2 separate regions of the Homo sapiens genome follow, and region 2 is linked to region 1. The links are chromatin contacts, found by POLR2A ChIA-PET in ENCODE. All regions are on one chromosome and are shown on one strand. Each heading gives the region's core, a stretch centred on a gene start or an enhancer-like site at or near the end of the contact. The rest is flanking DNA. Distances are from core to core; before and after follow the strand shown. Region 1 overlaps NUAK2 (NUAK family kinase 2). Region 2 overlaps DUSP10 (dual specificity phosphatase 10).

Region 1 (6,842 bases), core at 4,076-6,575:
GAGTGGGGATCCCAAGGAGCAGAAGCCTCCGCAAGCTTCAGGGCTGCTCCTCCATCGCAAAGGCATCCTCAAACTCAATGGCAAGTTCTCCCAGACAGCCTTGGAGCTCGCGGCCCCCACCACCTTCGGCTCCCTGGATGAACTCGCCCCACCTCGCCCCCTGGCCCGGGCCAGCCGACCCTCAGGGGCTGTGAGCGAGGACAGCATCCTGTCCTCTGAGTCCTTTGACCAGCTGGACTTGCCTGAACGGCTCCCAGAGCCCCCACTGCGGGGCTGTGTGTCTGTGGACAACCTCACGGGGCTTGAGGAGCCCCCCTCAGAGGGCCCTGGAAGCTGCCTGAGGCGCTGGCGGCAGGATCCTTTGGGGGACAGCTGCTTTTCCCTGACAGACTGCCAGGAGGTGACAGCGACCTACCGACAGGCACTGAGGGTCTGCTCAAAGCTCACCTGAGTGGAGTAGGCATTGCCCCAGCCCGGTCAGGCTCTCAGATGCAGCTGGTTGCACCCCGAGGGGAGATGCCTTCTCCCCCACCTCCCAGGACCTGCATCCCAGCTCAGAAGGCTGAGAGGGTTTGCAGTGGAGCCCTGAGCAGGGCTGGATATGGGAAGTAGGCAAATGAAATGCGCCAAGGGTTCAGTGTCTGTCTTCAGCCCTGCTGAACGAAGAGGATACTAAAGAGAGGGGAACGGGAATGCCCGCGACAGAGTCCACATTGCCTGTTTCTTGTGTACATGGGGGGGCCACAGAGACCTGGAAAGAGAACTCTCCCAGGGCCCATCTCCTGCATCCCATGAATACTCTGTACACATGGTGCCTTCTAAGGACAGCTCCTTCCCTACTCATTCCCTGCCCAAGTGGGGCCAGACCTCTTTACACACACATTCCCGTTCCTACCAACCACCAGAACTGGATGGTGGCACCCCTAATGTGCATGAGGCATCCTGGGAATGGTCTGGAGTAACGCTTCGTTATTTTTATTTTTATTTTTATTTATTTATTTATTTTTTTGAGACGGAGTTTCGCTCTTGGTGCCCAGGCTAGAGTGCAATGGCGCGATCTCAGCTCACCTCAACCTCCGCCTCCCGGGTTCAAGCGATTCTCCTGCCTCAGCCTCCCTAGTAGCTGGGATTACAGGCGCCCGCCACCATGCCCGGCTAATTTTGTATTTTTAGTAGAGACAGGGTTTCTCCATGTTGGTCAGGCTGGTCTCAAACTCCCGACCTCAGGTGATCCACCCACCTCGGCCTCCCAAAGTGCTGGGATTACAGGCGTGAGCCACCGCGCCCCACCTAACCCTTCCTTATTTAGCCTAGGAGTAAGAGAACACAATCTCTGTTTCTTCAATGGTTCTCTTCCCTTTTCCATCCTCCAAACCTGGCCTGAGCCTCCTGAAGTTGCTGCTGTGAATCTGAAAGACTTGAAAAGCCTCCGCCTGCTGTGTGGACTTCATCTCAAGGGGCCCAGCCTCCTCTGGACTCCACCTTGGACCTCAGTGACTCAGAACTTCTGCCTCTAAGCTGCTCTAAAGTCCAGACTATGGATGTGTTCTCTAGGCCTTCAGGACTCTAGAATGTCCATATTTATTTTTATGTTCTTGGCTTTGTGTTTTAGGAAAAGTGAATCTTGCTGTTTTCAATAATGTGAATGCTATGTTCTGGGAAAATCCACTATGACATCTAAGTTTTGTGTACAGAGAGATATTTTTGCAACTATTTCCACCTCCTCCCACAACCCCCCACACTCCACTCCACACTCTTGAGTCTCTTTACCTAATGGTCTCTACCTAATGGACCTCCGTGGCCAAAAAGTACCATTAAAACCAGAAAGGTGATTGGAAGCAGGCCCTGCTGTTCTCTTTGGTGACTGAGGTGGGGAGGGATGGTGCTGAGCAGGTTTTTGAGCCTTCTCCTAATACTCGTTCCCCTAGGCTGCCAGGGATGGGAAATAGAAAAACTGCCGAATCAAAACAAACGTGAGCTCAGTAGCTCTGGCCTGACCCTATTAAGCACACAGGTGGGAAGGCCCTGGGCCCAGGGTCCCAGTTGCTCTTCCGGCCTTTGGCACTAAAGTAGAAGTGGATTTGGCAGATTATCCCACCCTGCCCCCACCACCTGCCTCCTTCTCCTCCCACCCCTGCTCCTGTCTGCTTGAGCCCTGCTCCTGCTGCGTAAAGACACCCCCACAGCCTTTATTCTCTCCCTCCTAAGAAATCCCCTTTACTCTGGTGCTGGGCAGCTTTTCCCCCCTCCGTCCTCACTGCCTGACTCCCAGAGAAAGCAAAGAATGCCTGGAATGTCCACCCCCACCGTACGCCAACTCCCTCAGCCCCCTGCAGAGCATTCCCCACACGCCTGCTCCATTGAGAAACTCCCAGGCTCCGAGGGCTGGGGATGAAAGGGAGGATGAGGACAAAGTGCCGGCCAGCAGCCGGCTGGCTCTGGCTTCAGGCAGCCTCCCTCCCCCACCCCGACCCACTCTGGTAGTCACAGGAGGCCTCCAAACGTCCCCAGCTCTGGCTCTGGCCCCACAACACACCTGTCCTGCCGGCTGTCGGTGCCTGCCCAGTGGAGCGCGTTGGACCTCCCCTCCCACACCTGGAGAGCTGAGCTGGCAAAGTCACTAGTCTGCAAAGGAGATGGGGAGGGCAAGGCAACTATGAGGTCAAGATGGGAGAGCAAACAAGACATTGCTTAGGCGACACTGGAGTACTTAGGTCTTAAGTCTCTGAGGTCCTACTCAGTGCTGGAACTCTGGGCTAGACTCTGGGTAAACATGGAAAAAATCCAGGGGGTGGGTTTATCTCCAGAAGCTTAGAGTTCAGCTGTGGGGGTAGCAGTGCTCCTTTATTCATTCCTCTCATGAATCAAGCCCTTTTGTGTGCTAAGCTTAGTAGAAGACAGAGGTAATTGCTGTATCCCTGGTGCAAAAAAAAAAAAAAAAAAAACAGAGATCTTAGCCTCAAGGAGGTTACAGGCTGTGGGTAAGGTAGCATGCAATTCAGTGAGAAATTGTTATTGGTTCAGATCATGTTGAAAGGGAGTTTGGGGACGGCGCGGTGGCTCATGCCTGTAATCCCAGAACTTTGGGAGGCAGAGGTGGGCGGATCACAAGGTCAGGAGATCGAGACCATCACGGCTAACACGGTGAAACCCCGTCTTTACTAAAAATATAAAAAATTAGCCGGGCGCGGGGGCGGGCGCCTGTAGTCCCAGCTACTCAGGAGGCTGAGGCAGGAGAATGGCGTGAACCCAGGAGGCGGAGCTTGCAGTGAGCAGAGATCGCACCACTGCACTCCAGCCTGGTCTCAAAAAAAAAAAAAAAGAAGAAAAAGGGAGTTTGGATGATGGAAAGAATTGCATCTTCGGAGATAATAATAGGGGCTACCATTCACTAAGTGCTTATGGGTCAAGCCCTTTAGGTGTGTTACCTCATGTAATGCTCACGATAGTCTTGTTAGTTCAGTACTATTTCTATCATTCTCATTTTATAAAAGAAATGGAGACTCAAAAACATTAAGTAGGCCAGGCGCAGTGGCTCACATCTGTAATCCCAGCACTTTGGGAGGTCGAGGCAGAAGCATCACTTGTCAGGAGCTCGAGACCAGCCTGGCCAACATGGTGAAATCCTGACTTTACTAAAAATACAAAAAATTAGCCGGTCATGGTGGCGCACTCCTCTAGGCCCAGCTACTCGGGAGGCTGAGGCAGGAAAATCCCTTGAACCTGGGAGGCGATAGTTGCAGTGAGCTGAGATTGTGCCACTGCACTCCAGCCTGGGCAACAGAACAAGACTCTGTCTCAAAAAAAAGGAACTTGATAGCAAATGGAGAAATCAGACCTCAAACCCAGGTTTGGCATCCCACAGACTCACTTGAATGGCATGGTGTTTGGAGAATTGGATAAAAGAATGTAAGTGAAGGAACTATAAATTTATATGCCAGGTTTATTTATAAATATTTATTATATGAGCATCCATTATATGCCAGGTTCTTTTGCAGGCACAAGGAATATGCCAATTTCCCAAGTGCCCTTTCCTAGTCTCCACAAGCCCCAAGAGAAAGCTAAGAAAGAAGAGAGTGAGGCCAGGCGTGGTGGCTCATGCCTGTAATCCCAGCACTTTGGGAGGCCAAGGTGGATGGATCACCTGAGGTCAGGAGTTCGAGACCAGCCTGGCCAACATGGTGAAACCTCGTCTCTACTAAAAATACAAAAAAAATTAGCCAGGCATGGTGGAGCATGTTTGTAGTCCCAGCTGCTTGGGAGCCTGAGGCAGGAGAATTGCTTGAACCCGGGAGGCAGAGGTTGCAGTGAGCCTAGACTGCGCCACTGCACTCCAGCCTGGGTGACAGCAAGACTCAGTCTCAAAAAAAAAAAAAAAAAAAAAAAGAGAGAGAGAGAGAGAGTGAGTGGGAGAAGCAGAAGAGTGTTTTTTTGTTTGTTTGTTTTTTTGAGACAGAGTCTCGCTCTGTCACCCAGGCTGGAGTGCAGTGGTGTGATCTCGGCTCACTGCAAGCTCCGCCTCCCGGGCTCACGCAATTCTCCTGCCTCAGCCTCCCAAGTAGCTGGGACTACAGGCGCCCACCACCACGCCCGGCTAATTTTTTGTATTTTTAGTAGAGACGGGGTTTCACCATGTTAGCCAGGATGATCTCGATATCCTGACCTCATGATCCGCCTGCCTCTGCCTCCCAAAGTGCTGGGATTACAGGCATGAGCCACTGCGCCCGGCGAGAAGCTGAAGGGTGAGGGACAGGACTAGAATTGGAGGGGATGGAGGAGAGGAGGACACAGTGGAGGGAAAGCCTGTACCTAAGGGACGCGCAGGGTGTGGAATGGGGAGGGAGGGAGAGGACACAGCCCTTTCCATCAGTGCTATCTCAGCAGGGGCTGGGGGAGGTGGACTTTCAGGAAAGGAGAGTCCTAACATCTGTGTCCTAACATAACCATTCGGTCCTAACATCTGTGTCCTCCTGCATCTGCTTATGTAACCTCTTCTAAGCCAGGTGGAGGGAAGGGTGGGCAAGGTGAGGGGGTGGATGTGGGGGAAGCCTTCTGGGGAAAGAAAATCTGAGCTGGAAGAGAATGTCTATTTTCTTGGTTCCAAAGAGACCTAGATGAGGGACTGTGGATCCCACCCTGCACAGCCCTTCCCCTCACCTGCCTGGATGCTTCATATCAAAAACATTCCAGAAACCAGGCTCACAGCGATGACGTGGGCCCCCAAGGGAGAAGGCTGAAGCTGCAGGAATATTTAGTGCCACATCAGTGCTTCCGGAATGTGAAGAACCCAGATGATGACGAGGGTTGGGGGAGGTGGGGAAGCAGCTTTGAGAGACAGCAAAGGGCCTTCTGCAACCAGGACCATGAAATCCTGGTAGGAATCCTCTCCCCATCCTCAGCCCTTTCCCGGGGCAAGTCCAGGCAGTCCTCTGTGTAGAGGGAGGGAAACTGCAGCAGCATGTTAGTACCCACCATCAAGATGACCCCTTCACCTCTCCCCCTGCTCCATCCCATCAGCTGCCTTGGGCCCTCCTTGGGCAGATAAAGTGAGAGGGGAGACAGTGATCCAGAGCACTGTTGGGAAGCAACAGTCCTCTGCAAAGCACAGTGCCCACACTCCAGTAGAGCTTCTAGAGGCGGACTTCAGCTCTGCGAGTCAGAATCTGAAGCCCGCTGACTGATAGCCCACACATGTCTTGAGGACAAGGATGGACCCAGGACAAAGGAAGAGTCCTGGGTCTTAGCTGAAGAGTCTGGGCACTTTTAAAGTAGGGGAAGGGGAGTGGGTGGGAATCACATAATAGATGACACGGTTGATCTTCTGGAAAAGAGAATAGATGTACAGGCCATGGCTCAGAGAGCAGGACCAGGACAAGGACCAGGACCAGGACCAGTGAGTGGGGGCTACTGAGACACTAGATTCAGCTTGATAAGGCAACCACCTACATAGGACATTCATGCAGGCCGGGCGCAGTGACTCATGCCTGTAATCTCAGCACTTTGGGAGGCTGAGGCAGGTGGGTCACTTGAGGTCAGGTGTTCGAGACCAGCCTGGCCAACATGATGAAACCCAGTCTCTACTAAAATTACAAAAATTAGCCAGGTGTGGTGGCGTGTGCCTGTAATCCCAGCTATGCAGGAGGCTGAGGCAAGAGAGTCACTTGAAACCAGGATGTGGAGATTGCAGTGAGCCAAGATCACACCACTGCACTCCAGCCATGGGGACAGAGCAAGACTCTGTTTCAAAAAAAAAAAAAAAAAAGTATGATGTTCATTCAGTCATTCAGTCATTCATTCAGTATTTACTGAGTGCCAACAGTGTATACTGTTCCAGGCTCTGGAGATACATCTGTGAACAAAACTGAGATTTTTGTCTTATGGGGCATCCATTCTAGTGGAGAAAGACAAGTATAGTAAATAAGTAAATGATATAGTATATTAAAAGGCCATGGCCAGGCACAGTGGCTCAAGCCTATAGTCCCAGCATTCTGGGAGGTCAAGGCAGGCAGGTCACTTGAGTCCAGGAGTTCCAGACCAGCCTGGGCAACATGGCCAAACCCTGTCTCTACAAAAAAATGCAAAAGTTAGACGGGTGTGGTGGTTCACATCTGTAGTCTCAGCTACTCGGGAGGATGAGGTGGGAGGATTGCTTGAGCCTGGGAGGTCAAGGCTGCAGTAAGCCAAGATTGTACCACTGTACTCCAGCCTGGGCAAGAGAGTGAGAACCTATCTCTAAAAAGAAAGAAAGAAGAAAAATTAGTCAGGAATGGTAGCACACACCTGTAGTACCAGCTACTTGGGAGGTGGAGGTGGGAAGATTGCTTGAGCCCGGGAGGCAGAGG
Region 2 (6,741 bases), core at 1,032-3,531, about 16 Mb before region 1:
GATAAAAGAGATTTGGAAGGGTAGCTGTAAATTGAATGTCAGGGAAGACTTTTCTGAGAACACATCTGGTCTGAGGTCTGAATCATCTATGTGAGTCTAAAGAAAAATAAATTTTTATCCTACCATACTTTCGGAACACCTCTGTGGATTTATGCCCCCTACACACAGAGCAGTCTTCCAGCAGACACTAGCAGAATGTCTTGCAACTTAATTTTGACTCTACCTGGTGTTAGCTTCAGACCCCACAAGTTGTGGCTCAGTCCTACAAGATTACCCCACCTTCCCCACACTGTTTATAAATCAGTATTTCTGCAACCCCCTCCCTGAGTCCCATTAATTTTCTAGGACAGTTCGCAGAACTCAGGGAAATGTGTTTACACATTTATTATAAAAGATATTACAAAGAATATAGATGGACAGTCAGATGAAGGAGATGGATGGGGTTTATGGGGGCTTCATTACATAGGCATGATTAATTACATCATTGGTCATTGGTGATCAACTCAACCTTCAGTCCCTGTCTCCTCCCTGGAGGTTGGGGGATGCGGCTGAATGTCCCAATCCTCTAATTAAGCTGTTTTAATTCTGGTGACCAGCTCCCTTCCTGGAGCTATTTAGGGGCCCCCAGCCACTAGTCATCTCATTGGCATTCAGAAAACACTCATAACTTCAGAGATTCCAGGGGTTTTAGAAGCTATGCTACAGGAACCAGGGGCAGAGATCAAATATATATTTTTTCATATCACAGTATCACAGTGAGGATCTACAGGAAGGGAGTTTGCGGAAGAGGGAACAGCAAATGCAAAGGCCTGGAAGTGGGAAGCAGAGCACCCAGGCTTTACACAACCTCTGACAGCTGATTTTGTTCTTGCCATTGTTCATTCATGTCATATCGTACCATATCATATCATATATATGGTTTATCAAGGCTATATTGAAGTTATAGAACACCAGAGTTGGGAGAAACTTAAAGATTACCCTAAGTCCTGATTGTATAGGGGTGGCAAAAGAGGTCACAGAGCTAGAACCCAGTATCTTTTTAGTGTGGAAGGAAGGGCTGCCCTCTGAGTCCTTGCTGTCAGGGCTTTTGTTACCCTGTGCAAAGTTAGACATGGCTTCAGGGGAAATGGTCGAAAGTCTGATGGTGCCAGATACGGGATGCATCCCAGGTCAGCGCTTCATTCTGCGTGCCCCAGGTTGAACTGACCATTACTTGGCTGGTCCTTCACTTAGCCTCAAGTCCATGTTGACAATATGTAATTCCAGCCCACCTCCTCAGAGACAAGCAGTGTTTTTAATTGTTTTGTTTTCCCCCTAATCTCAGAAGGTGGTCACCCAGGCAGGGACATGCTAGCTTTTTTTTTTAACCCAGTGTAATTTTGTATGTCTCTTAGTGCATGGAGACCTCACCTTGCTTCAGGTGGACCTGTCAAAGCTCAGCCCTCATGGTACGGTGTGATCATTGGACATGGCTGAGTCCATGTTTAAGGAAAGCCCATGCCTTTTCTTTCTGCAAGTTGATCCTTTAGTACTCAGCCTTGCTCATTATATTCACCAAACATAGAATCCAGCTCAGTGACTTGAGGAAGTTGTTGCTATGCCTTTTGTGAAGTGAAAACATCGGTTCAGGAAAACAATTCAAATTTTGATGCTGACATTTGATCCTTTCCCCTACCACTTCCTGAATTCCCTAAGCCAGAGCTCTTTGACCTCCAGATCCTACTGAAATACACAGTTATACATACTGTTTGTTGGACATGGGGGTTTTATTCAAAGCAAACTCAGATGCAGCATTTTTGGCTGGGCACTTCCATACATGATTTTAGCAATGGAACCCTATCCAGGCTTCACCTGTGTAACTTTGTCTTGCTTACTGCTTTCCCCCACCCCTCCTGTCATGGATGTTTCTAGAGGACCTTTTGTGAATGTAACTTCCAATGGGAATGTTTCACAGTAGAAATATGCTCTCCTGTGAGGCTCGCATGTGACATTTCTGAAGATTTATTTAATTGGACTTTACTTAAATCCCATTGGGAAACATACTTTTGCTGTGAAGCTGTGATGTGTTTAATTTGGGGTCTAAGATAAATGTTGGTCCTCGGGGTGGATGGTTGAGCAATAGTTTTCCTTTTGTACAGTGGGTTTGTGTAATGAATAGCTTTACTGGGCTTTCCTCTGTTTGTTTGTTTAGCAATGCTTCATTATTTAAACTTCTGCACTGAAAGGCAAGAATGTTTTTAGACATTCTTTAGAGACTTAATGCAGAATATCTGGTTGAGCTCTCGGGAGAAATATGGCTTTGTGTTTTATAGCACTCTCCTCCTGTTAACATTCCTCTCTCTGCAGCTTCCCAGGATGATCTCATGGATTTTTCCCCCTCCTTTAATCCGTCTTGATGGATTAACCAGTATTAAGTTTGAGACCAGTGAGCAAAAAAGGTGGAGCCCTAACATGGTATAGAGTAGCCTCCCCAGTACGCAGAATGTCTCCAGCTAAAATATTCTTCCGCCCAGAAGGATGCCACATGGAGGTCATGTGCCAGTGCTGATCTGAAAGGGCATATATCTAATGAGGAGGGAAGTGTCTTTGGGAGAGGAGTGGGCTTCTGTGCGTGCATGTAGCTGGTTCATGGAACTAAGGTTCTACAAGGCTTACTGCGCTTGCCTTTTATAGGCATGCTGGTCCTTTCAGCACACCCCCACCCCCTGCAGCCCCCGCCCCCACCCCCACCACCCTGCCACCCCCATTCTGACCTTGGACCATTTTTGGCTTGGCTTTAAGGTATGACACCAAGTTGGGTTGGCTCTCAGGGGCTTTGTTCTCAGGAAGCCCACAAGTTTTAGTGTGGCTCTTCAAAAGTAAGTATTATACGTTGTATTTCTAAAAGTAAGCTACACTGGGAATTACAAGTGGCACTATATTCATTTGGGCTGCTTTAACCAAATGCCGTAGACTGGATAGCTTAAACAACAGAAAGTTATTTTCTTATAGTTCTGGAGGCTGTAAGTTCAAGATTGGGGTGCCAGCATGGTTGGGTTCTGGTGAAGCCTTTCTTCTTGGCTTGCAGACAGCTGTCTTCTTGCTGTGCCCTCACAAGGCAGAGAAAAAGAGACAGCAAGCTCTGTGTTGTCTCTTCTTATAAAGGTACTACTCCCATCACAGGAGCCCTACCCTCATGACCTCACGCTGGGGATTAGGGCTTCAGCATACGAATTTGTGTGTGTGTTTGAATATGGGGAGGAGAGATACAATCAGTCCACAGCAGCCACAAAAAATGCATTCAGAAAAGGAAAGGGTATGAATTTTGCCCAGGATTTGGAGTGTATGTAAATTACACCATTTGGTAAATCAGTGCGTTCTCTCTCTCTCTCTCTCTCTGTTTCTTTTCCCCTCCCCCCTCTTTTCTTTTCAAACACATATTGATCACCTGTTGTGGACTTTGGAACACTCAGGAGCTTCCCACTGAACTCAGAATAAAACCTGCCTAAGAGGCCCTGTGAGGAGGGTCCCTGCCTCCCTTCCTTCCCCTCTAGCCCTTCTCCTCACCCGCCTCTTGCCCAGTCATTGTGCCTCCCCACATTTGGCTCCCTTGAGTCACTCAGAGGTTCCCTGAGTTCCCTGCCTTTCCCAGTGTGGTGTTCCCTCCCTATGTTCTCCTGGATTCCGTCCCCTCTCATACCTCAGAGAGGCTGTCCATGAACCCCAATCTAATTAGTCCCCTCTCATAGCACCCAGGAACTGGACAGCGTCTTCCGTTATGACTTATCTTAATTTGTGACTGCCTTCTGGAATCTGTGTTTATGGTTGTCATATGTTTCCTCCTGATGGAGTGGGGAGGGGCAGGGAAGGGGCCTCTGCAGCGTGTCACTCACCTCCTCAACTCCCAGAATGTTTGGGGAGGGTTTGATCTTAAATACAAGAGATTATAACAGTGAAAAATGTGTTAATGTAACTGGCATGTCTGTTAACAAATCCCAGACTTGATCTGAGTGTTTATGGTGTGCATTTCTCCCTGGGAACCAGTTGGTCTGTGCTAACATAGGTAAAGTTTAGACACGTACCAGAAAGAAAACTGAACTTGCAAGTTTTCAGGAACATGGGGGCTGGAACTTGGCTGTCTTTCTGTCGGCCCCTGACCCCTCACCCCCAGACTGGATCTTGGTAGGCACCCTTCTTAGCCATTCACTTGATTGAAGCCCAAAATCCTTTCTTGGAAAGCAAAAATACTTACTCTTATTTTCTTTAGTTGGCATTTTTGTTAGTGAGAATGGAGTTCAATAGAAGTAGACAAAATTCTGGTGGAAAAAAAAATGAGACTACACAGGCTGGGAGGAAGGTCTGTGGATGGAGGGGACAACTGGAACCACCAGAAACATCTGTTCTGACCCTTCTATTCCAGACTAGGATTAAGGGAGAGCAGAAGGCACTTCCCTGCCCCTCTGGCAGAGGGACTGACTTGAAGTCAACTATGCCCACAACCTGTCTTCAGGTGGTTCTTACTGAAACCTTTGTGAGACAGAATGGGGAGGGTGAGTTAAAGATGGTATTCTCTGCACTAGCAGAGCCTTACTGTGTGTTTGGCTGGCAGGGATGAGTGCTCAATCACTCTTCCCAGCCCACCTTTGACTTTTTAAAAATAGGTCTAACAAATATTCTGTGGATTCGTTTGAAATTCAAGCATCAAAATGTATTCCAGGTAGAAGTCTCTCTTTCATGTTTTCTTCCCATCTACTGCTGATGGATTTATGAGAGACAGAGAAGGTGTAGGGAGAGGGAGAGAAGGGTAGAAGAGGGGAGATGGCAGGGACAGGGAGAGAAGAGGGAGAGGGGAGGGGAGGGGAGGGAGGAGGGATCAGGGTAGAGGAGCAAGAGTTGGGGAGGAGAGGTGAGGGAGAGAAGAGTGGAGAAGGGGGCAAAGGGGATAGAGATAGAGACCAAACCCAAGGCCCTGGTGGGGAAGAAACCAGAGAGAGTCATAGAGTCTCACTGACTTCTGCAAAACCTGAGGGGCTTCCTGGCTCTGGGAACTCTTGAGATCTTAACAGTTCAAATCCTGCTCACATAAAAGTCATCTGCTCATTAAAATAACACAAAGCTGTTTAATTGTTGTCTTTGTGGAAAATTACATGACTGTCATCAGCTGTTGCTTCTGGCAGTGCTTTCTGTTCTAATGTAAATAAATGAGGTAACAGATTTAAAGAAACAGGCTGTATTTACATACTTCTGAGGTATCCTCTCAAAACAATCTGCCTGTGTTATTCAAATACACACAAATTAAACTTGTGGTAGCTCAAACATTAGTTATTCATTAAAGCCTTAAAGTTGAAATGGTAGGAGGGGGGCAAGAGAACTGCACCTCCCTTCAGGGGGTAGGAACCAGAGGCTGACTTTTCTGTGTGGACTGAGCTACTCCAGCCGGCGGAAATCCAATCCCCAGCTCTTTTCTATACCAATTCTGCCCTGAGGCAACTTCTGAGCCAGGAGGGGAGGGTGGTGAGAGCAGAGGGGAATCTTTAAAGCTCTGACAAAAACTTTCCAGGGTCAGCATTTCTTGGAAGGCCTCCAATTAAACTTTATTTTCAATTTTCATAAATCACAATTCCTAAATCATTGGATGTTTCTGACTCAGTTTACTTTTTTGAGGTAAATATGTGGGCAATAATTTTTTAAAATTCTTCCTATTGAGGGCATGGCAAAGGTTTTATCAAACAAGGAAGGAAACAGTATATTCGAAAATATAAGAAAAATGACAAGAGACCCCTCCAATAAACAAGTTAATGACTGGAAAATGTAGAAGTATATGGAACAAAAAATGGAGAAGAAAGCACACTGCTAATTATACAAAGATTAGGAAGTAGCGAAAGTGACTGTTTTAGTTCTTGGTAAGTGTCATTGTCAAGTATTAGCTTCTTTCTGGAATGCTGGGTTTTTTTTAACGTTGGGGTGGGAGGGAATGGCACATCATCTGAGAGAAACAATAGTAACTATTGAAGTGGCTACCTTGTCTGGGTTAAATAACCGGGGTTCGTTGTCTCACACCAAGAAAATTTAGGACATAGACACACAAGAGGAGTTTAGAAGCAGAGGTTTAATAGGCAAAAGAAAGGGAAAGGAAAACAGCTCGCTCTTTAGTGAGAGAGAGGTGACTTCCCAGAGGAAAAAGGCCGACTGGTGGTGGATGTGCCAGATTTTATAGTCTGGCTTGAGGAGGCAGTATCTGATTTACATAGGGCTCACAGATTGGTTTGATCAGGTGTGAGGTTTACACAGCACTCAGGGGAGGCTGGTCACCCCACCCTAATCTTATTATGCAAATGAACTCTCCCCTTGCCTGGCGCCATCTTGTCTGCTCCTTACTGTACACGTGGCCGGCAGAGAAGGGAAGATGGAGCCGCCATTTTGAACATGTCTAGTCGCAGGTAATTCTTTCCTGCTGGCATCCACACGTGCGAGCTCTCAGTTTGCTTGTCTGTGTCTGCAGCTCAACTTTACAGGCTGCTCTCTGTTGAAAATGATTTGGGGCTGCTTTTCATTAAAAGGAAAACGTTACGGAGGACTTCTGTACCCTCACTATCTGCCTAAGTAATTTCTTCTTAACTCCTGTATCACTATGATACCAAAGTTACTATACGATGACAACTCAAGCAATGTCTATTTCATGTAAGCCTCAGTATTCTATATTATGTTGTTTTGTCCAGACAATCCAAAGAAAAGACTATTGTTAACTCAAAATTCAGGCAA

Evidence for each region. ChIA-PET counts read pairs that join two places held with the same protein, here RNA polymerase II (POLR2A).
Region 2: POLR2A ChIA-PET joins it to region 1 with 12 read pairs in BJ. The contact joins two enhancer-like sites. POLR2A ChIA-PET finds 5 or more read pairs at or near these places in 2 of 52 experiments (BJ and T-cell).

Annotation. Positions count from the first base shown.
Region 1 is chr1:205,297,059-205,303,900 of GRCh38, reverse strand. It overlaps NUAK2 (NUAK family kinase 2), which reads left to right. Exons shown (of 7, transcript NM_030952.3): 7 at 1-1,838. The coding sequence ends at 451. Among named protein-coding and RNA genes, the nearest start is that of NUAK2, 21 kb to the left of the region's middle. RefSeq lists enhancers at 732-1,583, 1,584-2,436, 2,226-2,520, 2,437-3,288. Within about 2 kb of position 5,325, at least 6 of the 41 ENCODE cell types and tissues checked have a DNase peak (open chromatin) inside an H3K27ac peak, as active enhancers do.
Region 2 is chr1:221,714,096-221,720,836 of GRCh38, reverse strand. All of the region lies in intron 2 of DUSP10 (dual specificity phosphatase 10), which reads left to right. Among named protein-coding and RNA genes, the nearest start is that of DUSP10, 25 kb to the left of the region's middle. RefSeq lists a cis regulatory region at 5,168-5,179 and enhancers at 5,102-5,246, 4,819-5,348, 5,910-6,741. Within about 2 kb of position 2,281, at least 4 of the 41 ENCODE cell types and tissues checked have a DNase peak (open chromatin) inside an H3K27ac peak, as active enhancers do.